Regions from separate parts of the Homo sapiens genome. Here region 2 is linked to region 1. A link is a loop called in an ENCODE intact Hi-C map of the cell type or tissue named here. Cell type or tissue: endothelial cell of umbilical vein. All regions are shown on one strand. Each heading gives the region's core, and the rest is flanking DNA. Links, peaks and the distances in the headings are about the cores only.

What was found. Peaks named below come from ENCODE experiments on the same cell type or tissue, not always from the same donor. Only the 100,000 strongest peaks of a DNase experiment are listed, where the experiment ranks them.
Region 2: it touches region 1 in a loop (11-fold over the local background); 3 of 110 quality-filtered maps call a loop at or near these places.

What each region holds. Positions count from the first base shown.
Region 1 is chr20:2,201,963-2,214,669 of GRCh38, forward strand. LINC03086 (long intergenic non-protein coding RNA 3086) reads left to right here and starts at 4,966. Exons shown (of 2, transcript NR_161305.1): 1 at 4,966-5,557; 2 at 10,947-11,189. RefSeq lists enhancers at 5,057-5,557, 5,240-5,359. In endothelial cell of umbilical vein, for the core only: a CTCF peak has its summit at 5,731 (motif pointing right); DNase peaks (open chromatin) are centred at 5,759 and 9,369; H3K4me3 peaks cover 904 bases; H3K27me3 peaks cover 526 bases.
Region 2 is chr20:2,282,363-2,295,069 of GRCh38, forward strand. No RefSeq gene overlaps it. Among named protein-coding and RNA genes, the nearest start is that of TGM3, 7.3 kb to the right of the region's middle. In endothelial cell of umbilical vein, for the core only: no CTCF peak of the experiment used is centred there; a DNase peak (open chromatin) is centred at 6,709; H3K27ac peaks cover 1,012 bases.

The DNA.
Region 1 (12,707 bases), core at 1,724-9,723:
TGATTGCATATACATACTATGCTAATGAATCACCCTCCAATCCATTTGTAGAGTGCTCTATCTGTAGAGTTATAGAAATATCAGTGTTCGCTCAAGATGGTCCATTGGGATGAGAAAATATTAGGACTTATATTCATGGTTATGTTTATTTGAAACTAGGAGAGATACTAAGTTTTACTAGTGTTTGCTACATGGCCTGACCCCAAAGGCCACACTGGGTCATGTGTCATGGGTGGTAAGCATGGGGGCGTCAGAGTGGTAGCCCGTGGCTCTTTCACTGACTTCTTGGCCTTCGGTGTATTACCATGTGTTACAGTTTCCCTGCTAGAGGAGGTTATCAACTCATCAACAGGGCTCATTTGGCAAAACCGAGACCCCTAAATGATATGATTTTTACAATACTTTAAAAATTGGCTGTATCTGTTTCCAGATTTTTTTCCCCTAAGCATCTACTAACAAATAGTTATATGTATTAGAAAACAAAAAGAGAGCCGGGCACAGTGGCTCACACCTATAATCCCAGCACTTTGGGAGGCCGAGGTGCACAGATCACTTGAGGCCAGGAGTTCAAGACCAGCCTGGCCAACATGGCAAAATCCCATCTGTATAAAAAATACATAAATTAGCTGGGCGTGGTAGCATGCGCCTGTAGTCCCAGCTACTTGGGAGGCTGAGGTAAGAGGATCGCTTGAGCCCAGGTGATTGAGGCTGCAGTGAGCCATGATCACACCACTGCACTCGAGCCTGGGAGTCAGAATGAGACCTTGTCTAAAAAAACAAAAACAAACTCAAAAAACAAAAAAAGCTTCATAATCTACATACACCTCTTTTCTTCACTCAGCCATATGGTTTGGGCATCTTTTCATGTCACTATATTTAGCTCTACCTCATTTTTCCCTACCTTATTCTTTTAAATATTTGCATAGAGTTCCGCAGTCATCCCTCTCATTACAAGGTTAGTTTGTTCCTAAGAAAATTCATAGGGTGAATTTTCATAAACGGAAAAGATAATTACTATTTCAACCGATGGTACACAGTTACTGCACAATTTCAGAAACAAAATACACACATGATTCTCAAAGTCATAAAAATTTTTTTAAAAAGCAGTATAAGAGAGACAAAGGAAACAATGCAAGTGATGCCTGAGTCTGTTACTTACAACCCGCACCAACTATGTCACCATAGAGAAGACCATGTGGAGGCTGCTCCAGAGGCTCAATAGCAGTCTTTGCTAATGCAGTGAAATCCTCACAAGCCAAAGAAAAGAAATTTAATGGAAATTAAACTCCTTTTAAAGTCAAAGTCTTGAACTTGCATGGGCATATTTTAGGGTAAGACTCTTTCCCATAGTATGGATGCATTATAATTTATTTCCCAACTGTTCATTATATGGACATCTGGGTTCATATTAATCTGCCAGGACTCCCATAACAAAATACCACAGACTGAGTGGCTTAAACAACAGAAATGTATTTTCTGACAGTTTCAGAAGCTGGAAATCCAAAATCAAGGTGTTGGCAGCTTGGTTTCTCCTGAGGCCTCTCTCCTTGGCTTGCAGATGGCAATCTTTTCAGTGTATCCCCACATGGTCTTTCCTCTGTGTGTGCACCCTGGGTGTCTCTCTTCTTAGAAGGATACTAGTCATATTGGATGAGGTCAATATGAGGTCATTACCCATATGACCTCATTCAACCTTAATTACCTCTTTAAAGACCTTATCTCCAAATATAGTGGCATTCAAAATCATTAGGAGTTAAGATGAATTTTGGGGTGCACAATTCAGTCCATAACTCAGTTGTTTCTCATATTTTTCACCGATATTCCTCACCTCACACACTCCTCAATCCATTCTAATCTCATTTCCACCCTCAGTGCTCCAATGGATATTTCCCTCCTCTGAGTGCTACCTGGTCAATTGTGATTGTTGCTCCCGTAAACAACTACAGTGTTCTCCTTCTTATTGGTTCCATGATGTTTATCATCCCCCCTGCCGCCGCCCAATCCATTCTCCCATAGACATAGTAAAATGCATTTGTAATCTAATCACCCCACCCCTTATCTTGATACTCTTCCCTGACTTCTTGCTTTTGAATTAAGACGCAAACAACTTAGGATGGTGGACAAGCCCTTGCAGGATCAGATATCGGTCCACCTCATTCATACTCCAACAGCCTCCTCCAACCCACTTCATTCCAGCCACACTGGCTTGCTTTCATCCCATGAGAAAGGTCAAGTCTTTTCCCACTTCAGGGCATGAATTGTGTCCTCTGCCAAGAACAACCTCCTCTTTGTCTGTCTCATCCTTCACACAGATTAAAAGTGAGTTTCTCAGTGAAGCTCTCCTTGACCCCCACTTGTCAGGTTACCATTGTCCCAGGCTCCCACAGAATTCTGGATTTTCTCTGCAGTGGTTATTACACATTGCAGTCACTGGAGCGATTGTTTCATATGCATCTCCCCCACCAGACCAAGAGCTTCTGGAGAGCAGGGGCCACATGGAAGATGCTCATTCCTGCATCCCCAATGCTCAGCCCAATTCCTGGCACAAAGTAAGTACTCGATAAATATTTAATGAATAAATAAACTCGTTGCATTTGGCTGTTTCCTCCATTTGGAAGGCCCTTTTCATTCTCATCCATCTGGCACGTTGAGGCCAGCCAGCTCCTATATCGCTCTGATTAGACTGTGAATTACTTTCATGGCAGGACCTGTGTTCCCAGTGCCTGGTAAAGGGCATGGCGCACACAGCAAGCCTGCCGGTTGAAGCAGATCATTTTTACTTTGCTGCGTATCCAGGTCCTACATCACTGCCCTACTGAAGGTTCTTGAGTCAAGAAGCAGATGAAAAAATTATCAACCTTCTGTCTGATTCATAATGACTATCACCGGTAGTCATTTATTTTGTATGATTTGTCTATAAATCATACAAAATAAAACTGACAATGGTTAAGATGGCACCTGTGAAATTTGTTATGAACTCAGAAGACTCACATCTTAAAGGTAACACTGGAAATTACAAGAAGCAAAGGAAATCAGATCTGGTTGAAATAATCAATGCAAACTAAAACAGACTGCCCACGTAAAATTTGCTCCTTACTAAACATTTGTAGAGGACTGCCATTGACAGATTTTTGGACCCACAAAATTTTGCCAAAGGAAATGGAACTATGGCGGCTGGGCATGGTGGCTCATGCCTGTAATCCCAGCACTTTGGGAGGCCAAGGCAGGCAGATCCCTTGAGCCCAGGAGTTCGAGACCAGCCTGGGCAACATAGTGAAAGCCTGTCTCCAAAAATGAAAATCAACCAGGCGTGGTGGTGCATGCCAGTAGTCCCAGCTAGTTGGGAGGCTGAGGTGGGAAGATTGCTTGAGCCTGAAGGTTGACGCTGCAGTGAGCCCTGATGGCGCCACTGCACTCCAGCTTGGGCAAGAGGGTGAGACCGTGTCTCAGAAAGAAAAGAAAATAGAACTTGCTAGTGTCAATGCCTTTTAGCCAAAGACCACCAGGACACACCTATAGTTGAACAAGTTGGGTTGCACTGAGGGAGAGTACATACCATGACAGAACTATGGGGGGGTATCTTCGAAAAGAGGTGTTATAAAGAACCTATTACTGGATTTGAGCTTTTATGGGTAATTTAAGGAGGGCCTATGGAAGTTGGATTCGCCCTAGATTGGAAGTGGTCAGGAAGCAGGAGCCAATTCCATGATTGGGTATCTCAATAAATCTAATCTATAGAGAAGGCAAACTAGAAGAAAGATAAAACTGTAATTAGTTAGCAGGGGGCCGGGCACGGTGGCTCACGCCTGTAATCCCAGCACTTTGGGAGGCTGAGGCAGGCAGATCACGAGGTCAGGAAATCGAGACCATCCTGGCTAACACAGTGAAACCCCATCTCTACTAAAAATACAAAAAATTAGCTGGGCGTGGTGGCGGGCTCCTGTAGTCCCAGCTACTTGGGAGTCTGAGGCAGGAGAATGGCATGAACCTGGGAGGCGGAGCTTGCAGTGAGCCGAGATCCTGCCACTGCACTCCAGCCTGGGCGACAGAGCGAGACTCTGACTCAAAAAAAAAAAAAAAAAAAAAGAGAGAGAAAAAAAAAAGAAGTAGCAGTCACTCATTTTCTCCAAGACGGGTGTTTGGTATTTTGTGAGTGGCACAGTGACTGTGTTTTTGTCTGTGCTTAGACAAAATTTCAAAGTAGATTTGCTATGTCTCACTTTATCAGGCTCTCTGTAACCATATCTGAGGTTGTTATTTTGTGACGCTACGTACAATAGGAGGATAACATGGTGGACCTGTGATGCCAGGCTAGCTTCTGAATGTCGGGGTTCCCTTTTTTTTTTCTTTTTCAATAAAATAAGCATGAAATACAAAATATCACAATGATGGAAACCAAAGTAAAATTCGACATACAAATTTTAAAGAAGTAAAATCTTTATCATGAAATTTATATGTAAAAGAATCACTCAGTAAAGACAATTTCCATAAAATAAAAATGGATATGGATACTATTTAACTATGTTGTATTAAAAAAAACTGATCAAAGAATTGGTTTAATGGAAAATGCTCTGGAAAATTCTTTTGCAACAGTTCATCGCTGTTGATATAATCCTAATTAAAATTATCGGACTCCAGTTTTGGTGGAGATGTAAATTTGCTAGTGTCTTTGAAGAGCAATTTAGTCATATTCATGAAAATTAAAATTGCATGTGGCCTTTGACATAGAAATTTTACTTCTGGAAATTTACAGAGAAAGTTGCACGTGTGCACGTACATACAAGGATATTACCACTCCACTCTAGTATTTTTTGTAGTAACGAAGATTGAACAAACATTAATGTCCTCCAGTAAGAAGCTGATTAAAATTCAGTATGAGACATCCATTGTACCCAAAGCTAGGTGGCCTTAAGAAGGTCAGTGTCGCTCAGCGACAGGGCTCGGCCCCCCCTCGTGCAAACCCACCCCGAGGTGTGAGGCCAGGAGTGTGCGGTCACGAGGCGCCCGGGAAGTGTGTCCAATGCCCGAAGCAGCCCCCACCCGGGCGGTCCTGAGTCCGGGTCGCGCTCTGGTGTATCTCTTTTGACGTCTGCTACCCACAGCCTGGGGCAGGAGAGTGGCGACGGCGAGGAGCAACTGCACGCGACTTGGGACCTTGCCCTGCCCCGCGGCCCGCGTCACCATGGCAACTGCAGGCAGCCAGCACCGACGGCGGGAAAACGAGGACCGGAGCCGCGTTACAGCCTTGGCCTTCGAGCAGCCCAGGGAGAGTCTCTGCGTCCTCCAGCCCCCGCTTCCCTTCATGTCGGAGGTCCTAAGCCCGCAGCGAAGTCCGCAAAGAGCTTTCCCCGACGCCTACGAGACCGGAAGTGCCTGGGCCCAGGTGGAGGAAGGACCCGCGTGGCCGCCTCCGCGCTCTCCCTGGGGTCCGTGCCCCTTCCGGCGTTTCTCCCGCGTCCTTCACCATGGCAACTCGGGCGTCGGGAGCGTGGGCTGCGAGCCGAGTGGGTGGGGGAGCCGCCGGGCTCTATCCGCCAGCCCACGAGAAGTGACGCAGGTGACGGGAGGCCGCAGGGACCTGAGGGCGGAGAGGGGAATTCAGAAAGTGCCGGGCGGCGGCTTCCGCTTCCTCTGCGGGGTCTCTGGGTGGTCGTGGCTGGGAGCTGCCGGGGCCCGGTGGCCGTGCGCCTCTGCTCCGGGCAAGCTCTCCCTGCAAGGCCCGGGCGGCGGCAGGGGGCAGTAGCGGCCCGCGATGCTCAGAGGCTCGCTGGCACGGAGCTCCCGGGCTGGGGCGTCCAGATCTGGAGAAGCCGGGGGCCTTGGTCACACTCAGAGCTGACGTCCAGTGCGGCCCTTGCTGAGGACTCGAGCGAACAGATCTCTACCCAGCCCCCGCCCCACGCGCACCCAGCCTGGGTCAGCTCGCCCTGCCCGCAGCCACGCAGCTGGTGGCTAAGCGCGGGCTCCGGGTTCAGGCTGCCTTGAGCTCTGTTGGTTCCCTCTGAAAGTGCTGATAATGATAGCAGGTATCTTGGGATTGCTTTGAGTATTAAACGAGTTAATCGTACTTAGTACAATTTCTGGACTTAGTTTCTAGCACGTGGGAAGTGCTCATGGGCTTGCCTGGGGCAAGTTAGTTGACCTCTCAACCTTGCCTCATTAAAAAGTGGGGATAATAATAGTACCCACTTAATACCGTTATAATAATTACAGTAGTTAATATTTGTAAAGCCCCTTGCCTTCAAGAACTTAGGACATTAAAAAAAAGATTGTGAAGTCCCTAGAATGGTGCCAGGCACATAGTAAGCTGCCTCTATTATTACCATGGTCATATTGTTGTTATCACTATGTTAAATAAAATTTATAAGAGGCTATTGGTTTGGACTGAGCTCCTGCACTATGCCCAACAGATCAACCCAACATGGAGTCACTTATGCTGAAGTTCCGTGCCACCAAGCTGAAACTAAGTTGCTTATTTGACTTTCCTAGAAATTAGGAGAGAGAGACAGTTAATATAGCCAAATGCCCAAGTAAACCAGCTTTAGCTGGCATGATGAGGAAGTCCTCTCTGCTTTAACCTTTACAAGGAAAATAACTTTGAAACAACCAATTCGCTTTTTGTTCTGTGTTTCTGCTTTCTTCAGCCCTTTTCTGTCTATAAAGCCAGCCTCCTCAGCTCAGCTCATCAGAGCACTCATTCTGTTTTATAGAACGAGGCATCGGCTGATTCTAGAATGCAAATATAAGCCAATTAAGATTTTAAACTAAATTTCTTGTAATTTTTGTCTTTTGACAACTATTATCGTCTGTTTGCCTTGTGAGGTTGGAAAGGATTGCACTTGTCCTGCTACAAGGACTCTTAGTCTCTGGCTGGATTACAGAAACATTTGCCTGCATTTCTCCTTTTATTTCCCAAAGTTTTTCAGCGTCTTACATGGTTCTGTAGAAGAGGCAGGATCGTGTCCTTAAAAGACCACTGGGCTGTGAGTCAGGTGGATTTTGGTCTTGATAATGCTACTTGGGCAGGTCACTGTTTCCTCATCCATCTGTAAGCCTCTTTCAACAAAGGGTAGCTGGTATTATCTATTATGCATGTTTAGCCTTTCCGGTAAGGTAATATATTTAGTAAAACTAAATTAGCATCTGTCAGCAACTCTCCAGGGTAGTAGGAGAAGGTGGCAGGTGCTTTGAGGAAGTTACAGATGAGAAGCTATGGGATTCTGAGAAGGGAGAGTAAGCTTCTTAATTTATACTTTAATTTCTAATAAGTAGAAATGTCAAGATGTACGGGGGTCAAATGAGAATGATTCTACCCCTCCACCCCACTAAAAAGTCTGGGAAAGTGAATTTTCCCCTCTGAGGCCTTCTTATTTCTCAGTTGGAAATAAAATGTATGTTGGCAGCTACATTCATTATTGCTTGCAGTGTAATCCGGCCCCTGTTATGGATTCCCAGACTTGGGCTCCTGGACTGACTTCTTCCATTGGCAAGAACATCATATTCACCATATTCTTCTCTTTCTCTCTCTCTCTCTTTTTTTTTTTTTTTTTTTTTGAGACAGTCTCGCTCTGTCACCCAGGCTGGAGTGCAGTGGCATGATCTTGGCTTACTGCAACCTGCAACCTCTGCCTCCCCGGCTCAAGCAACTCTTGTGCCTCAGCTTCCCAAGTAGTTACAGGCATGCACCACCATGACCGGCTAAATTTTTGTATTTTTTAGTAGAGATGGGGTTTCACCATGTTGGCCAGTCTGGTCTTGAACTCCTAATCTCAAATCTGCCCGCCTTGGCTGCTTCCCAAAGTGCCGGGATTGCAGGTGTGAGCCACTGTGCCTGGCCCTTTGTTTTTTGTTTGTTTGTTTTGGAGACAGGGTCTCACCCTGTTGTCCAGGCTGGAGTGCAGTGGCACAGTCACAGCTCACTGTAGCCTCGTCCTCTAGAGCTCAAGTGATCCTTTCACCTCAACCTCGCTAGTAGCTGGGACCACAGGCACACACAACCATGCCCAGCTAATTATATTTTCATTTTTTGTAGGAACGGGTAGGGTGTCTCTATGTAGCCCAGGCTGGCCTTGAACTCCTGGGCTCAAGGGATTTTCCCTCCTTGGCTTCCCAAAGTGCTGGAATTACAGACATAAACCGCCGCACCTGGCCTTCTTTCTGTTTTCAGAAACCTCCCTTCACTCACCAGAGTGTAAGGTCCCTATTTATCCCACTTAGGTTAATGCACTAGGTTAGAGTAAGCAGTGTTTCCTAGCAGTTATGGGCATTGGCTTTTATAGTCAGGGGATTTGAGCCCTGCTGTGATTTTGAATCAATGTCTGAGCCTCAGTTTCTTCATCTTCAAAACAAGGACAGTAATACTCCGGGCTGTTGTGATGATAGCGTGAGATCTTGCACTTAAAGAATCCAGCATGGCCGGGCATGGTGGCTCACACCTGTAATCCTAGCACTTTGGGAGGCCGAGGCAGGCAGATCATGAGGTCAGGAGTTCAAGACCAGCCTGACCAACATGATGAAACCCCGTCTCTACTAAAAATACAAAAATTACCCGGGCGTGGTGGTGCAGATTTGTAATCTCAGCTACTCAGGAGGCTGAGGCAGGAGAATCACTTGAACCCAGGAGGCGGAGGTTGCAGTGAGCTGAGATCGTGCCATTGCACTCCAGCCTGCATGACAGAGAGAGACTCTGACTCAAAAAATAAAAAACAAACAAATAAAAAAAGAATCCAGCGGTACCTGCTAGGACAAGTGCTCAAAAAAAAAAATGTTGGCTGCTCTTTTTAAAAATATACATAAATAAATATGGGGTCTTACTGTGTTGCCCAGGCTGGTCTCAAACTCCTGGCCTCAAGCCATCCTCCTGCCCCGGCCTTCCAAAGTGCTGGGATTACAGGCATGTGCCACCACACCCAGCTGGCTGCTCTTTTTTAGCACTGTCATCATGGTTATTACATTGTTAGTTCACAAAAGGCAGGGTGATCTTTTGTAGTCTTTTTCTTCTCTTTATTGCTTGGCAGATCTCTTTATTGCCAGCAAATGTTTGTTGAATGAATGAGTGAATCCACCCAGGAAGCTCTAGTAGCAGTGAATTTCACATTGCCCTGACTAATAGCAGCTCTGCGCCAGAAACCATATTCAGTCCCATTACCTTGTTGAATCCTCAAGTTTGATGACTTTGTCTAGCCTTCCAATTTGGCTCCTGAAGCATTGGTGTCATTGATTCACAGTCCAGAAGCTGGGAGTAATGTCTGCTGCAGATTTCTGTATTGTTTCCGTAATGAAGCTGACAGCAGCATAATATCTGTAGCCTGTGCTAAGATAGGAGTTGGGTGTCATGCTGACGTCAGGCAGTGTGTTCTCATCTCCCCAAGGATGAGCTGGCTTCCTTGATGCAGTTTCCTCATCTCATTAGTGCATTGCTTGACATTACACTTCTGAAACAGCAGGGCTCAATCAGAGTTTAGCACTGCAACTCTATCAGGGTGATAATGTCACAGGGCATCAGATTCCTTCTTTTGTCCCTCTGTGGCCACTTCCAGAGAAGTGTAGCAGCTGTAGGGGAAGGACAGACCAAGGAAGGTCTTTTTGCTTCTTCTGATCCACTCACTGTATTTGAGTTTTGGGTTAGAGAAGCCTTTAGAAACCTCTAATTTAGTACTTTTTAAATACTGTTCTGTGGGGGTTTTAGAATTCGTAGGACTCCCTCATCCTGCCAGGAGCTGTTTCTGGGGAGAATAACTACCTAAACAGGTAGAACTTGGGGCATCCTACCTCTGATTCAACCAAAGTGAGCCCTGTGACATCTCTGGAATACTGAAGAACAAATTTCTTTTTATTCCTCAGTAGAGACTCTGAAAGCCAGTCAGCAACATTGTTGGACTTTGAGCAAGCTATTTATGCATTTGCAGTGTTTATTCATTCATTCAGCACATTCTCCGACACTTTACTAGGGGGCTGGGGATAGAGCAAGAAACAAAATAAAGATCCTGCCATCAAAGAGCTTACATTCTAGTAGGAGGAGACAGACAGTAAAATATGTGCCATGCAGGGCCTCTCCAAGGATGTAGAATGAACAGACGGCTGAAGGAAGTGAGGGCTGATAAATGGTGGAAGAATGTTCTAAGCAGAAGAAATAGCTGTGCAGAGTCTCTGAGGTAGGATGCCAGAGCAGCTGGAGAGGAGGGAATGATAGAGCCAGTGGAGGTAGACAAGAGGCTGAGGTCTAGATTACCAGGACCTCGGAACCATGGAAAGCACTTTAGATTTTACTCAGAAGGAGATGGGAGGACATTGGAGAGGTGAAAGCAGAGGAATGACAAGACTTGATTAATAGGAACATTCCGGCTACTGGGTAGAGAATAGAACTTAGGGAGTGAGAGTGGAAGCAAAGACCAAGGAGGCTTTTAGAAGGGTCCACGTGCGAGGTGACAATAGCTTGGACTGGCATAGTAAAGAAAGGTGAGAAGCACTTGGACTTGGGATGCATTCCGAAGGCAGACCTTACACATTCTGCTAATGAGTTCTATGTTGGGTGGGAGAGAAAGAGGAATCGACCGTGACCTCAAGGCTTGGGCCTGTGCACCTGGATGAAGGGCGCTGTTTACTGAGACATTTGTCACAGTCACAGTTTGCCAATTCAACTGCTTTTCACGATGGAGGAGGAACTGCTCTAGGGTGATGTCAGAAGCTCTGAGACCAGGAGGGTGTTTTAGCTGAGGCTTTCTCATAACAGTCACTTGCCCACAGTCACACAAGTTGGATCTAGAACTAGAGCAAATGATCCCTGGTGCTAAGGCTGCATAGTGCCTATTAGCATCCACAAAAATCTCATTTCTGTTTGGCTGCGCTTCAGATTCAGGCAGCTGGTGTATTTTGATGTCTTGGTGGTTCCATGCTGTGAGAAGAGTTTGTGTCATGAAAATTAGCAGCCTTCTCTTTTCTCCCAGGAGCACCATTGAAGGAGAATTAGACAAACTGGAGTCTACTGAGATGAGGCTGTTGGGAATGGCCCTGGTACCACATCCTGAGCAGGGATGGCCGATGGAATGGGGAGAAGACTCAGGTGGGGCTTGAGTGTGTCCTCTGATGACTGAAGAGCCTTGGGAGCAAGCATCCTTCCTGCTACTGTGTGTTTGCTGGTTCCAATGATACATAATTTGTGCTTTTCGTAATTAAAGTATTATCCTGTAGATCTTGATGGTGTTGACTACTTCCCCTTGGAGGCGTGTGACCTGGAGATGAGGTTAGCGTATCCCACCACCACGTTTCCCCAGACCAAAAACTGAAGCAGCCTAGGGGGTTTCAGAAGTTTTAAAACTGGGCCTCTTGGGTCTTGATCTATAAGGAGATGAGATAGTTCCTGTGTGGGCACAAACGAAGGTGGGGGCCTTGCGCCAGTGGAGGAGTCCGGGGGGAAGAGCCTAGAGGAGGCAGCTAGGAAGCTTGTGGCAGCTACAGAGGCTACATATGTGTTGGCTTAGGGCCAGAGGCCTGTCCTATGGAGACTTGTCTGTTCTGTCATTTAGGAATATGTGCAGCTGCAAGAAACAGAATACCACTTAAGGTGCCTTCAGAAAAGCAGGGCTTTATTTTTCTGTCATGACAAGAGATGTGAATTGGTCTTGGTTCAGTTGCTAAACCTTGCCAGCAAGAATTCAGGCCTCACATCTCCCCTCCCTTGGCAGGCTGGCTTTTGTTCTCCTGGCCACGAATTGCCTGCCTCGGCTCTGGGCATTAAGCCTTCATTCGGGACGGGAAGAAATGGGAGAGGGAGGAAGGGGCAATACCAGCTGGGTCTTTTTTTTTTTTTTTTTTTAACATTCTCGTTCTCTTTTAAGACTTTATTTATTTAAGTGGCTTTAGATTTTTTTTTCTTAGATTCACAACAAAATTGAGTGGAAGATACAGAGATTTCTCATACACCTCCTACCCACCCCTCCACACCCACCGTCTCTCCATTATCAACATCCCTGAATCAAGTGGTGTATCTGTTACAACTGATGGATCTGTATTGACACATCACAGTCACCCCAAGTTCACAGTTTACATTAGGGCTCACTCTTGGTGTTGTACATTCTGTGGGTTTGGATACTCCTGTGATGACATGCATTCGCTGTTATAGTCTCATAGTCTTATACAGAGTAGTTTCACTGCCCTAAAAATCCTCTTCAATACTTCACCTATTCATCACTCCCTTCCCCCAACCCCTGGCAACCACTGATCTTTTCACTGTCTCCATAGTTTTGCCTTTTCCAGAATGTCGTATAATGGGAATCATATAGTAGGCAGCCTTTTCTGATTGTTTTTTTCTTCATTTAGTAATATGCATATTGTAATATGCAATACATATCAAGCCATGTATTTCTATGGCTTAGTAACTCATTTCTTGTTTGTTTGTTTTTATTTTTTGAGATGAAGTCTCACTCTCGTTGCCCAGGCTGGAGTGCAATGGCACAATCTTGGCTCACTGCAACCTCTGCCTCCCGAGTTCAAGCAATTCTCCTGCCTCAGCCTCCAAGTAGCTGGGACTACAGGCACACACTGCCACATCCAGCTAATTTTTTTGTATTTTAGTAGAGACGGGATTTCACTATGTTGCCCAGGCTGGTTGTGAACTCCTGAGCTCAAGCAATCCGCCTGACTCAGACTCCCAAAGTGCTGGGATTACAGGCGTTAGCCACCGCACCTGGCCAATAACGCATTTCTTT
Region 2 (12,707 bases), core at 3,678-11,677, 82 kb after region 1:
CCTAAAATAGCAAGCCCCAACATGAGGGCAAAGCCTTGGCCTGTCTGCCTGGGCAGGAAGGTAGCACAAAGGTGGGATCTGACGGATGGTGGAGTGAGAAGGCAGGGTTAGGAACCTGAAAGGGCAAGGCTTAGAAAGGCTTCTAGGAGCCTTGGCACCAGCAGAGCCATGGCGGGGGGATCTGCGCTCAGAGCAAAGCCACCAGTTGGCAAACACAAATCAGTCTCCAAGTTCGCACCACACAGGACTTGTTTGTGGTGGAGGAAGCAAGACATCTGCCAGGGAGGCAAGAATGGATGCTGGGGCTTGGCTTGTTGCAGGGCCTGAACCAGTGGGCTGGATCAAATGCATTGAACCTCTGTGGACGGGTCTCATTTTTGTATTACTCTTTTTTTTCCCTTCCTTCCACTTTAGGGCAATATTAGAAGAAAGAATGCAGGGGCGGGGTGTGGTGGCTCACGCCTGTAGTCCCAGCACTTTGGGAAGCTGAGGTGAGTATATCACTTGAGGCCAGGAGTTCGAGACCAGCCTGGCCAACATGGTGAAACCCTGTCTCTACTAAAAATACAAAAAAATTAGCTGGGGTGGTGGCGGGCGCCAGTAATCCCAGCTACTCCGGAGGCTGAGGCAGGAGAATCACTTGAACCTGGGAGGCAGAGGTTGCAGTGAGCCGAGATCGCACCTCTGCAATCTATCCTGCGCACCAGAGTGAGACTCTGTCTAAAAAAAAATTAAAAAGAAAATAAAAAGAAAGAATGCAGGCCTTGGAGACAAGAGTGGTTTTAAGTCTTACTCTGCCTTTGCTAGTTTTGTCTCCTTGGGCAAGTTACTTAACCCCTCTGAAGCTTAGTTTTCTCATGTGTAGGATGAGGAAGATAATTTCTACTCAGAGAGTAGTTGCAGGGACCGAATGAGTTATTGCTAGTGAATTCCAGAGTGTGGCACGTGTAACCCAGACACGGGGGCAGACATTTTAAATTCTAATAGTCAATGTTTAGTTTCATAGGCATTAGAAAAATAATTGACAAACCAAATCATTTTATGAATGTTATTGATTAGTGCAAGACTAAAGTAGTTAGGTAAGTTAATTAATTAATGTATTTATTTATTTTGAGACAGAGTTTCGCTCTTTCACCCAGGCTGGAGTAAAGTGGGGCAATCTTGGCTCATTGCAACCTCCATTCCCTGGATTCAAGCGATTCTCCTGCCTCAGCCTCCCAAGTAGCTGGGATTATAGGCACGCACCACCTCGCCTAGCTAATTTTTGTATTTTTAGTAAAGATGGGGTTTTGCCATGTTGGCCCAGCTAGTCTCGAACTCCTGACCCCAGGTGATCCACCCGCCTCAACCTCCCAAAGTGCTAGGATTACAGGTGTGAGCTACCGCGCCCAGCTGGTAAGTTAAAGAAAAAAGGGAAAGGGAGTTAATTTAAAGAAAAACTTTAAGTTAATTATGATGTAGCTGGTGGGCAGATGTGGCAAAACTCAAGAAGGTGCTGTGTGAATGACTAAAGTACAGGAAACTGAATTAATACCCACTCAATCATGGTGGCTGGTTCGTGGCAGGCACTGAAGGTCATTTCCAAGAAAGTAAAGAGGTTTAGAAAAGGAAGGGAGGGAATAAGGGAGGAAACAGACCTTCTTAGTTGTCTACCTACTTAGCCTGTAGGTCCACTTCAGCCATACTCTTCTTCCAGAGGTTCCCTTTTTGTTTTTTCTTTTTAAAAATATTTTTTAATTTTATTTTATTTTTCTCTACTAGGTTAGCCAGGCATGATGTCATGCACTTGTAGTCCCAGCTACTTGGGAGCCTGAGGTGGGAGGATTGCTTAAGCCCAGGAGGTGCAGATTCCAGTGAGCTGAGATCATACCACTGCACTCCAACCTGTGTGACAGAGCCAGGCCCTCTCCCAAAAAAAATAAATAAATAAAAATAAAATAAAATAAAATAAAATAAAATAAAATAAAATAAAATAAAATAAAATAAAATAAAATAAATAAAATAAAATAAAATAAAATAAAATAAAATAAAATAAAATAAAGGGTATACGGTGAAGAGTCAGTCTCTTTTTTTCCTTAACAATTAGGCCCCTAGGTTCCTTTCCCAGAGAAAACAACTGTTAACATCTTCTTTTAAATCTTTCTTTCTAAGTATATGCAAGCATAATTGTGTAGGAGCCTGTTTTTTTCAAAGCTCTTTTGATGAGAATTTATATCTAGAATCCTAAGACTTAAAAGTGCAAGGAGGGGGATGCGTGAAACACACTAAGATCATCTTGTTCAGAGATCTCAGTGAGAATCAGAAAATGCGTGGAGGTGGCCACACTCATTGACAATCTATGTCTAATGAAAGATGTTTTTGTTTTGTTTTGTTTTAGAGACAGGGTCTCATTCTGTTGCCCAAGCTGGAGTACAGTGGCATGATCATAGCTCACTGCAGCCTCAAACTCCTGGGCTCAAGTGATGCTCCCACCTAGGCCTCCCAAAGCATTAGGATTACAGGCATGAGCCACAGCACCTGGCCTGAGAGGTGTTTCTGGTGAGCACATATAGAACATGAGATAATGTGAAGGTTGAAGCAAAGGCTGAGACCTACTGACTTAGGCCAAACCATTTCCCAAGGTCTCCAAATGAGTTAGTGACAGACCCAAGAATCTAGTCTAGCTAGACTCTAAGTTCTCAGGTATCTAACTTGCTGCCACAGTTTTACCAAGATGTAAACATTCAGGACAGAGACTCTGAGCCAGAGGAAGTCCTCCCAGCCACTTTGCTACAGTGTAGAAGGTCAGGAGAGACCAAGTGTTTGGGGCCTGTTGAAAGTAGAGAGTGGCTAGGAACTTATCTGGTCTCATATTGTAAGGAACATAAAGGAATAATTCCATTTCCTTTCATGTTTCCTGTGTACAAGTCCTATAAATATTGCCATATCTCTAAGAGCAAACCTTGTTTGGACTTTCCAGACTTTTGCTTTCCAAAGAGGTGACCAGAGACGTTTCCCAGACATCCTCCACTTCCTGTTGTTGTCCACACTGTCTTCCAGTAGAGAGGGTGGTAGCATCATTTGAAGTCACCCTTCCAGTTTCAAGTTATTTATTTACTTGTTGTGAAGGCCCATGTTATGCTGGGACAAGCCTTGGGCCTCTGAAATTTATAGCTGTCTTTATGGATGCATGAAACGAAGATCTAAATTTACTGCATGGGAAATTCCAACTTTGTCCTTGAGACTTAAAGAGCCTTTAGTGTTGGATCCATCTGGTGAAGACCAAAATTTCTAATTAAATCCAGCCAACAGCCAATACATTCTCAAACTATTAAATAATTCACTAAAGTCCTCTAGTGCTGAATCCATTTTTATTTACCTAATTCAGTATGTAATAAGATAAAATCAGAATGGAAAATGCATACTTTGCACTTTTTCATAGCTGCCTTATTTGAAAAGATATGGAAGAGCTTGGTAGTAAGCATGACAGTAGGTAGGTGCGGCAGGAAGTGAATCAGGGAGGTGGCGATATGTCACCAAGCCCTTTGTGTATGCTGCTCCCTGGACATACTCACATTGCTGCAGGAATGCCTTTTCTCTGATACAAATCCCTTTCCCTCCAATTTCTTTTTTAGAGATGAGGTCTCGCTCTATCGCCTAGGCTGGAGTGCAGTATCACTATCATAGCTTAGTGCAGCTTTGAACTCCTGGACTCAAGCAATCTTCCTCCCTCAGCCTCCCGAGAAGCTGAGACCACAGGCTTATGCGACCAGGCATGGCTAATTTTTTTTTTTTTTTTTTAAAGGAGTCTCACTCTGTCACAGCCCAGGCTGAAGTGTAGTGGCATGGCCTCAGCTCACTGCAACCTCCACCTCCCGGGTTCAAGCATTTCTCTTGCCTCAGCCTCTTGAGTAGCTGAAATTACAGGTGTGTGCCACCACACCCGGCTGATTTTTGTATTTTCAGTAGAGATGGGGTTTCACCATGTTGGCCAGGTTGGTCTTGAACTCCTGACGTCAAGTGATCCATGCACCTTGGCCTCCCAAAGTGCCAGGATTACAGGTATGAGCCACCACTCACACTCACCTGTCTTTTTGCAGAGACAGGGTCTTGCTATGTTGCTCAGGCTGTCTCGAACTCCTGGCCTCAAGCAATCCTCCCACCTTCGCCTCCCAAAGTGTTGGGATTATAGGCATGAGCCACTGCACCTGGACTCCTCCAATTTTTGTTTATTCATATCTATCTTTTAAGGCCTGTCCCAAATGTCGTCTCTTTCATGAATCTTTTATCAATTCAATAGGTAAACCTACTGAGCCTTCTTGCATATTTTAGTCACATACATTTTGCTTTCATCTCTTCTTTTCGGTTGTCAACTCTTTAAAGGCAAGACCATATTTATCTTATTTTATATCTTTATTTTTGGCACAAATCTGGTTTTATTAATAGTTGTTTAGAAAAAGAAAGAGAAAACTTACTTTTCTTTCTTGTTACATAACTTATGCATATTTATTATAAACCACTAGAAAATACAGCAAAACAAAATCAAGGAATACAAACCATTTGTATTTTGTTGCACAACATTCTATGCTTTTAAAATTCCTACATTTGCCATAAAGATATATCAAAACTGGATCATACTACAAATAAACTTTTTAAATCTACTTTTTATATTACAACATATTATTAATGTTTTTCTGTGTTAGTATCATGTTTTTAAAAGGGAAATATGTTTTTTCTCTGATTATAAAAACATGTCCCCATCATAAAAAAAGAGAAGAAATGTAGAATTGCATACAGAATCAAATAAAAATTATGTCTTAATCACACCACATAGACCACTGTTCATATTCTAATAAATATGAACTAGATACTTTTTCCTGTGGAGCAGGTGTGTGTGTGTATCACATCAATACATATTTATTTAAATATCTTCATTTATACATGCAATTTCTTGTACAAAGATATTGTGAACATCTTTCAGTGTCAAATAATTAAGATATCTATATATTTTTAAAGTATCTGCATAGATTATGTGTGGATCTGTCACACTTTAATAAATTTTTTATTATTGATTGCTTACATTTTTCTAAAATACTTCTTTAACCAATGTTATGGATCATCCTAGTATATGCATTGGTAAATTTACACTTTTCAGGATTTAATACAAATTGCTTTCCATAAAATGTGTTGTTTTAAATTTCCCCAAATGTCTAAAGAGAGCTTTAGCCTATAACGACATAATAAACATAGAGTAGTAGGATGAATGGACTCCAGAATAAATAGTTTTCCTCTCCTTCTACTCTTTTTTTTCTTTGAGACATCAGTGGAAAATCTGTTTACTCATCAGTTACCTTGGGAGAGGAGCCACTAGAGGTATGGCCTGGGTAAACCAACTGCTTTTTTGATGTTTTGTTTTACTTTTTGTTTTTTGTTTTTGAGATGGAGTCTCGCCCTTTCACCCAGGCTGGAGTACAGTGGTGCAATCTCCGCTCACTGCAAGCTCTGCTTCCTGGGTTCAAGCCATTCTCCTGTCTCAGCCTCCCCAGTAGCTGGGACTACAGGCGCCCGCCACCACGCCCAGCTAATTTTTTTTTTTTTTTTTTGTATTTTTAGTAAAGATGGGGTTTCACCGTGTTAGCCAGGATGGTCTCCATCTCCTGACCTTGTGATCTTCCCGCCTCGGCCTCCCAAAGTGCTGGGATTAGAGGCGTGACCCACCACGCCCAGCCAGCTACCATGCTCAGCCTTCAGTTCTCTTGTCACTTTAGTAAACTGAGAAAATGGCTCGCACAGGAAGCACCTTGTTCTGAATCTACCAGTGGGTGAGCCGCAGGGCGTGGGTTAGAGAGGGATCCTGAGGCCATCAGACTCCCAGCTCTGCCTTCCCCATTCATTCACCACACTCCCCTGGGTAGCCCTTCACCCTTTCCCAAACCTTTCGATTTCTTCATAAATTGCGTTTATACTCAAGCGGCTTATACTATTTCTGATGGCAAAAACAAAGCCAAGTACGATATGTACAAGTTGCTGTAAAGCATGCAGCAGACATGTGGTTTAATCATTTCCCCCCACTAAAATTTATAATTGTTAGTGTCTAACATGAGGTGAAGGAGAAGGAACATGAAATTTGGAATCCAAAAGTTTAAATTTGAGTCTAAGAACTTGAAACCCCTAGCATGCCGTACAACAAAATACAAATGGTTTGTATGCTATGATTTTGTTTTGCTCTATTTTCTAGTATCTATAATGAATATGCATAAATGACATAACAAGAAGGAAAAGTAAGCTTTCTTTTTCTTTTTCCAAACAAGTATTAATAAAATAATACATTGTCTTTAAAGAGCTGACAACCTATCTGGGCATATACTTTCTCCCTGTAAAATGGCAGGTATATTCATATCTGCTTCCTGGGAGCCTTGTAAAGATCAGATAAAACGGTGAGTATAAAGCAAGCTTTGTACTTATTGTACAAATGCTTAACTATGTTAACAACAACATTTGCTGTTATTGATCATGTTGAAAAATATTTCCCTAACCTTGCATACCTGGCCCCATAGGACTTTCTAAGATGTGTTTCTCAAATGAAAGAAAGGAAGTGACTAAAATGACATAGCAGAAAGAACCATACACAGAGAGCTGGAAAGCCTGCATTCTCATTCCAGATGATTTGGACATTAGTGTTTTCATGGGTAAAAGGAGGAAGTTGGACAAAATGACTCCTACACTCTCTTCCGGCTCTGGGATCCGGGTCAGTTATTCTGTGAACTTGGGCAAATTTTTTATTTGTAGACCTGGGTTTCCTCATTAGTCAAATGAAGAGGTTGGGTTGGATGACTTCTCTGGTCCATTTCCTTTCTGAGAATTTACACAATCCCAGTGACCTGCCCATTGTCATTGCTGTTCTCTTTTTTTTTTTTTTTTTTGACACAGAGTCTCGCTCTGTCGCCCAGGCTGGAGTGCAGTGATGCGATCTCGGCTCACTGCAACCTCCATCTCCTGGGTTCAAGCGATTCTCATGCCTCAGCCTCCCGAGTAGCTGAGATTACAGGCATGCGCCACCATGCACGACTAATTTTTGTACTTTAAGTAGAGACGGGGTTTCACCGCATTGGCCAGGCCGGTCTTGAACTCTTGGCCTCAAGTGATCCATGCCCCTCAGCCTCCCAAAGTGCTGGGAATACAGGCGTGAGCCTCCGCACCCGGCCCTCTGATGTGCTTTTATGCAAGCCACAACTTGGCCCTCCAGGTTGTGGCCTCAGAGACCACAGACAATAGGCTGTGGCTTTTCTTCTCTCTGTTTGGTTTTTCGGCTGCGTGGTCACAAATGGCCTCGTGACAACTTGGCAGTTAACCCAATCCTTCCAACCAGAGGCCTTAGGTGTTGAGCCAGGGCTGCACACAGCTATACCTTCCTGGTTCCTGAGGATTGAGTGTCCCCTGCGCGCTTAAAGCTGGAGCCAGACGTATGCAGCTTTTTCCCGCTGTCCCCAGGCACCGAGTACTCCAGATAAACTCATTGGCAGCCTTTCCCCAGGAAGGGCTCCATCCGCTCCTCCCTCACTCTCCCTCCTGCCTGGGATGCCTCTCTCTATGATCTTTTCCTTGAGTATTTCCCTAAAATGCCTCCCCCTCAATAAACAGCCCTTTCTTATCTCCATAATCACCATCAATCTCTCCTCTGAATTCTTATCAGTTTGTCTTTTAAGCTCTCTTTCTTCTTGTCTGTCAAGGACTCGGGGTCTGTTAACGTACACAGTGCCTCATACTAGCAGGCATTCTACGAAACGAGCACTGCCGTGATTTATAAGGGACTTGTAGACGTCTATTCTTCCTTCAGGGTTTTATTTTGTTTTATTTGTTTGGGCCTAAATGGAAAATTTGGGCATAAACACATTAAAGTTGAGGCTTTGATATGAGTCCCCAAGGGGCCCTGCCTCCCTGTTCAGCCCTGAATTATGAATATCATCATCACCAGGATCCGTAACAACAGTCTCCTAAACAAAAAACCCAATTGTGAGCCTCCCAGAGGCACAGGTTTCACTGAATTGAAGGATTCATTAGAGATAGTGAGGCATAGTAGTTAAGACCAGGGCCTCTGCTGTCAGAAAGAACTGGGTTCAGATCCTGTTGTGGCCACTTGTAGGCTGTGTTACAAGTTTATTAGCCTCTCTAAGCCTCTGGTTTCTTATGTAGAAAATGGAATGCTAATACCTATACCCTAGGGCGGCTTCACATTGACCAATGTGGAGCTCTCAGCACAGAGCATGGCTTCAGGAATGGTGGCCCACCACATGGACACGTGTATTCACCTCCCGGAGCACCTTGTACTCTGAGGGTGTTCCTAGGAATGGCACTAATAGAGTTAGGCATCTGACAGGTGGCACAGGCATGTTTGAAAGGCTCGGAGGTAAGAAGTCAATGCATTTTGTCTTTTACAAGGGGCTTTTACCTGTGTCATCTCATGATTCCACACGACACTCTACAGGGTGGGCAGGACAGGTATCATCATGCCCATTTTTCAGAGGAGAAAACTTAGGCTCAGAAAGGTTGAGTGACTGGCCCAGTGAGGTGGTTCATACAGCTAGACTGTGTCCCTGAGACTTAAACCTGGGTTTGCTTGTTTTGCTACAACTCCTCTTTCCACAACAACACACTGGGATGCTCAAGAGGAATGGAGCTTTGCTTTGGGACTTGGTGACAATGAGACCTGCATACATAAGGAATAGGGTGGCTGTCCCAGGCAGGAACACTTTACAAACAGGTGTACAGTGAGGGAGCATCATGTTGGGCTCCAGGAGAAAGAATTAGACATGTATCACTGAGCAGGGGAGTTCATGTAAGAGTAGTAGAAAATGGCTGGGTGTGATGGCTTCTGCCTGTAATCCCAGCACTTTGGGAGGCTGAGGCAGGTGGATCACCTGAGGTCAGGAGTTCGAGACAAGCCTGAGCAACATGGTGAAACCCTGTCTCTACTAAAAATACAAAAATTAGCCGGGCATGGTGGTGGGCACCTGTAATCTCAGCTAATCGGGAGGCTGAGGCAGGAGAATCTCTTGAACCTGGGAGGCGGAGCTTGCAGTGAGCCAAGATCACGCCACTGCACTCCAGCGTGGGCGACAGAGCGAGACACTGTCTCAAAAAAAAAAAAAAGTAATATAAAATAATGGAATTAAGATTGAACATATTCTGAAAGGTCTCAACACCCAAACTAAGGAATTGGGGCTCTATTAGGCCATGAGGAGCCACTGAAGCTCCCTTCCCAGAGGAAGGACATGGCACAATCCACAGGGCAACAGATAGTTGAGGACAACATGGTGGCTTCCAAAACTTGACTCACCAGGAATGGCTGAAGAAACTGAACGTTTGACCTAGAAAAGTGAAAACTTTTGGGAGGGAAAGAGTATTTGCCAGACTTGGGGGAGAACACAATCATTGTTGGACCAAGGAAAAGACAGCTTTGTTTTATGTGGTCTCTGTGAGTGTCTAGGGGAGCAGTGAAGGTCAGTGGGTGAAAGCTCTAGGGAAATAAATGTTCAGTTCAAATAAGGAAGACTTTTCTGGTCCTTTTAGTGCACTTTAACCCAAGTTTTTTTATTCATTTATGTGTTTGTTTTTTGTAAAGATGAGGTCTTACTATGGTGCCCAGGCTAGTCTCGAATTCCTGGCCTCAAATGATGCTCTCACCTCAGCCTCCCAAAGTGTTGGGATGACAGGGGTGAGCCCCTGCACCTGGCCAAACCTGAGTTTTGTGAGAGCCCACCTGCAAAACACTGGGAGGGAACAGTGACTGGTACAGACAAAATCCCTGCCCTCCTGGAGCTCATATGAAATGGGGGGAAGATAGGCCTTAAACAGAACCATCCTAGAAATTAATGTTATAGCCAGAGCTTCTCAAGTACAAGTATTGGCTGCTTTGAGAAGTGTAAAATCCATCCAGGCACAGTGGCTTACATCTGTAATCCCAGCACTTTGGGAGGCCAAGGCGGGTGGATCACCTGAGGTCAGGAGTTTGAGACCAGCCTGGCCAACATGGTGAAACCCCATCTCTACTAAAAATACAAAAATTAGCCAGGCGTGGTGGCAGGTGCATATAATCTCAGCTAGATGGGAGGCTGAGGCAGAAGAATCGCTTGAACCCAGGAGGCGAAGGTTGCAGTGAGCTGAGACTGTGCCATTGCACTCCAGCCTGGTCAAGAAGAGTGAAACTCCCATCTCAAAAAAAAAAAAAAATCCCCCATCTTAGGAGTTGTCAAGAGACATGTGTCGTGCTGGAAAGGGCTGGATGATTTCTCAGAAGATTCTCTGTCTCTACACATGTTGTGAAATCTTCAGCAACCCTAAATCCCTTAATTAGAGGGAGAGAAAAGGCAAGTGATCAATTGGCTTCTTTTAAAAGCCCATATCTGCATGCTTCGTCTTCACTGCGGTCTGAGGCGCAGAGTGTGGCCAAGCAGGAATTTCATCCTGTGTGTAGCTGGGTGGCTCCACCTATGAATTGAAAATCATTTAGCTGAAATTGTGACACAGCTGCAAATTACAGTCTGCCTGCAGGCTGGGGCTGTGGCTGCGGCCATGGTGCAATCCTCCAGTACCCAACATTAAGTAACTCAGGGCAGACTCTTACTGGGGCCCTACTGCTGGTCAGTTGCAAAGACTACAGGCAGCTTGGCTGGAGGAGCTGTGGAGGGTAGAAGGGAAGCTGGCTGTGTAACACTAGCCTGTCTACAGAGGAGCATCATACCCGCAATGTCACCATGGCTTTCAGCCTCATGACAGCCCTGGAAGGTGTGTGCATCATGCTGATGAGGATACCGAGGGCCAAAGAAGTAAAAGAATTCAGCCAACATCACACAGTGGACAAGTTCCAAAGCCTGGCTTTGAATCCAGGTCTTTTGACTCCAACTCAGGGGTCTTTTTACTACATTACTCTGGGATCAAGACCAGCTACAGACCCTCCTAGAGAAGACCAGGTGGTCAGTGGTCGGACACCACTGTCCAAACCCGTGGGACCCCTTGCAAAACCTGTGGCACTCGGGGCCTTTCAGGCTAATAATATGATTTTTTTTTTTTTTTTGAGACAAGGTCTCACTCTGCCACCCAGGCTGGAGTGCAGTGGTGCGATTTCGGCTCACTGCAACCTCCACCTCCCGGATTCAAGTGATTCTCGTGCCTCAGACTCCCGAGTAGCTAGGATTATAGGCACGCACCATCATGCCTGGCTAATTTTTGTATTTTTAGTACAGACAGGGTTTTACCATGTTCCCCAGGCTGGTCTCAAACTCCTGACCTCAAGGTCCCACCTCGGCCTCCCAAAGTGCTGGGATTACAGAAGCGAGCCACCGCACCCGGCCAGGCTAATAATATAATATTATTAATACTAACTTTTTACACTGGGCTGTGCCCAGCGCCGTGCTGAACCTTTTACACTTGCTGTCTCCTTTGATTCTCAGAGCAATTCCACTCAGTTTTACAGTTGAGGAAACAAAGCCTACGAGAGGTGAGGAGACTTGGCAGAGCCAAGACTGTGTGTCTTCAGGTTCCCTTTTAAGGGGAGCACCACCTCCCTGTCACCTCTGCAGCTTTCCTTGTCAGGTCATTGAAAGGAGTGCCCGGGGTCTGATTTTCCTTGGCTCCCAGGCCAACAGCAACAACCACAATAATAAGCAAAACCCCTCCTTTCCTTTAGACCACACACAGAAGCATACAGAGCACTTTCACACCCATTCATCCCATGCCATTCATGGAGCTGTCCTCCAGCTTTCTGGCAGGATGAACTTGGCGTCATGAGGCCTCGCCCAGAGTCACAGCTAGTGCCCGTGGTAGGAGCCAAGACCACACATGAGTCTCCTCTTGGGTCCAGGCTCTTTCCATGTCCCTCTCTACCCTCTGCTCTTTTCTTAGTCATCTGCCAGAGCCAACAGTGCATCCCATTCTGCCTGGCATGGGTGCACAGCCAGCTGTCTTAGAGCCCCAGAGGCCTGGGAAAGGCTGCCTCATTTAGGCGCTGACCTCCAAGGTTAAGCAAACACAGGCTCTGGAGCCATTTACATATGGGTATGAATCTCGTGGTTGGAGACTCAGGTTAATCTCTCTGTCCCCCATAAGATGGAAATAATAATAGCCCCTTTGCATAGGGTTGCTATGAAGATGAGAAAAGCTAATATATGTAAAGTGTTTAGCCAGTGCCTGCCCACAGTAAACACTAAATCAATTAGTTATTATTAGTAAGCACTAAATCGGTAGTTATGATTCCCATCTTTACAGTGATATTGATTCACTTATTCAAGAATGTGCATGTTCCAGCCACGTGTCAAGCCCTGTGCTAGATTCTGAGAAGAAGATTTGAATGATATGCAACCTGTACCTTCAAGGAGCTCAGTCTGGAGATGGGGACATATATAAACAGATAGTTCCAGTGCAGTGGATACATACGGTAATAGAGGTTCTAAGATGTACAAAAGGCTGTAGGGGCCTAAAGGACGGAGAAAGGACACTGATTTCTCTTTTTCAATTTTCCAAGCCACCTGCCTATTCCGTCTTCTCTTTCTCGAGATCAAACATTCTCACTTCTCTCTAAAGACCCAACCTTGTCATCATGGTGCTCAATCTTCCTTCCACACTGTGATGCTGGGGAAAGCCTTGGGGCATTTCTGTTCTCTCGTGAATCCTTGAAGCCTCACTTTAAAAAATATATACTCACTCCTTTGTCCATCGTAAACCTTGATATT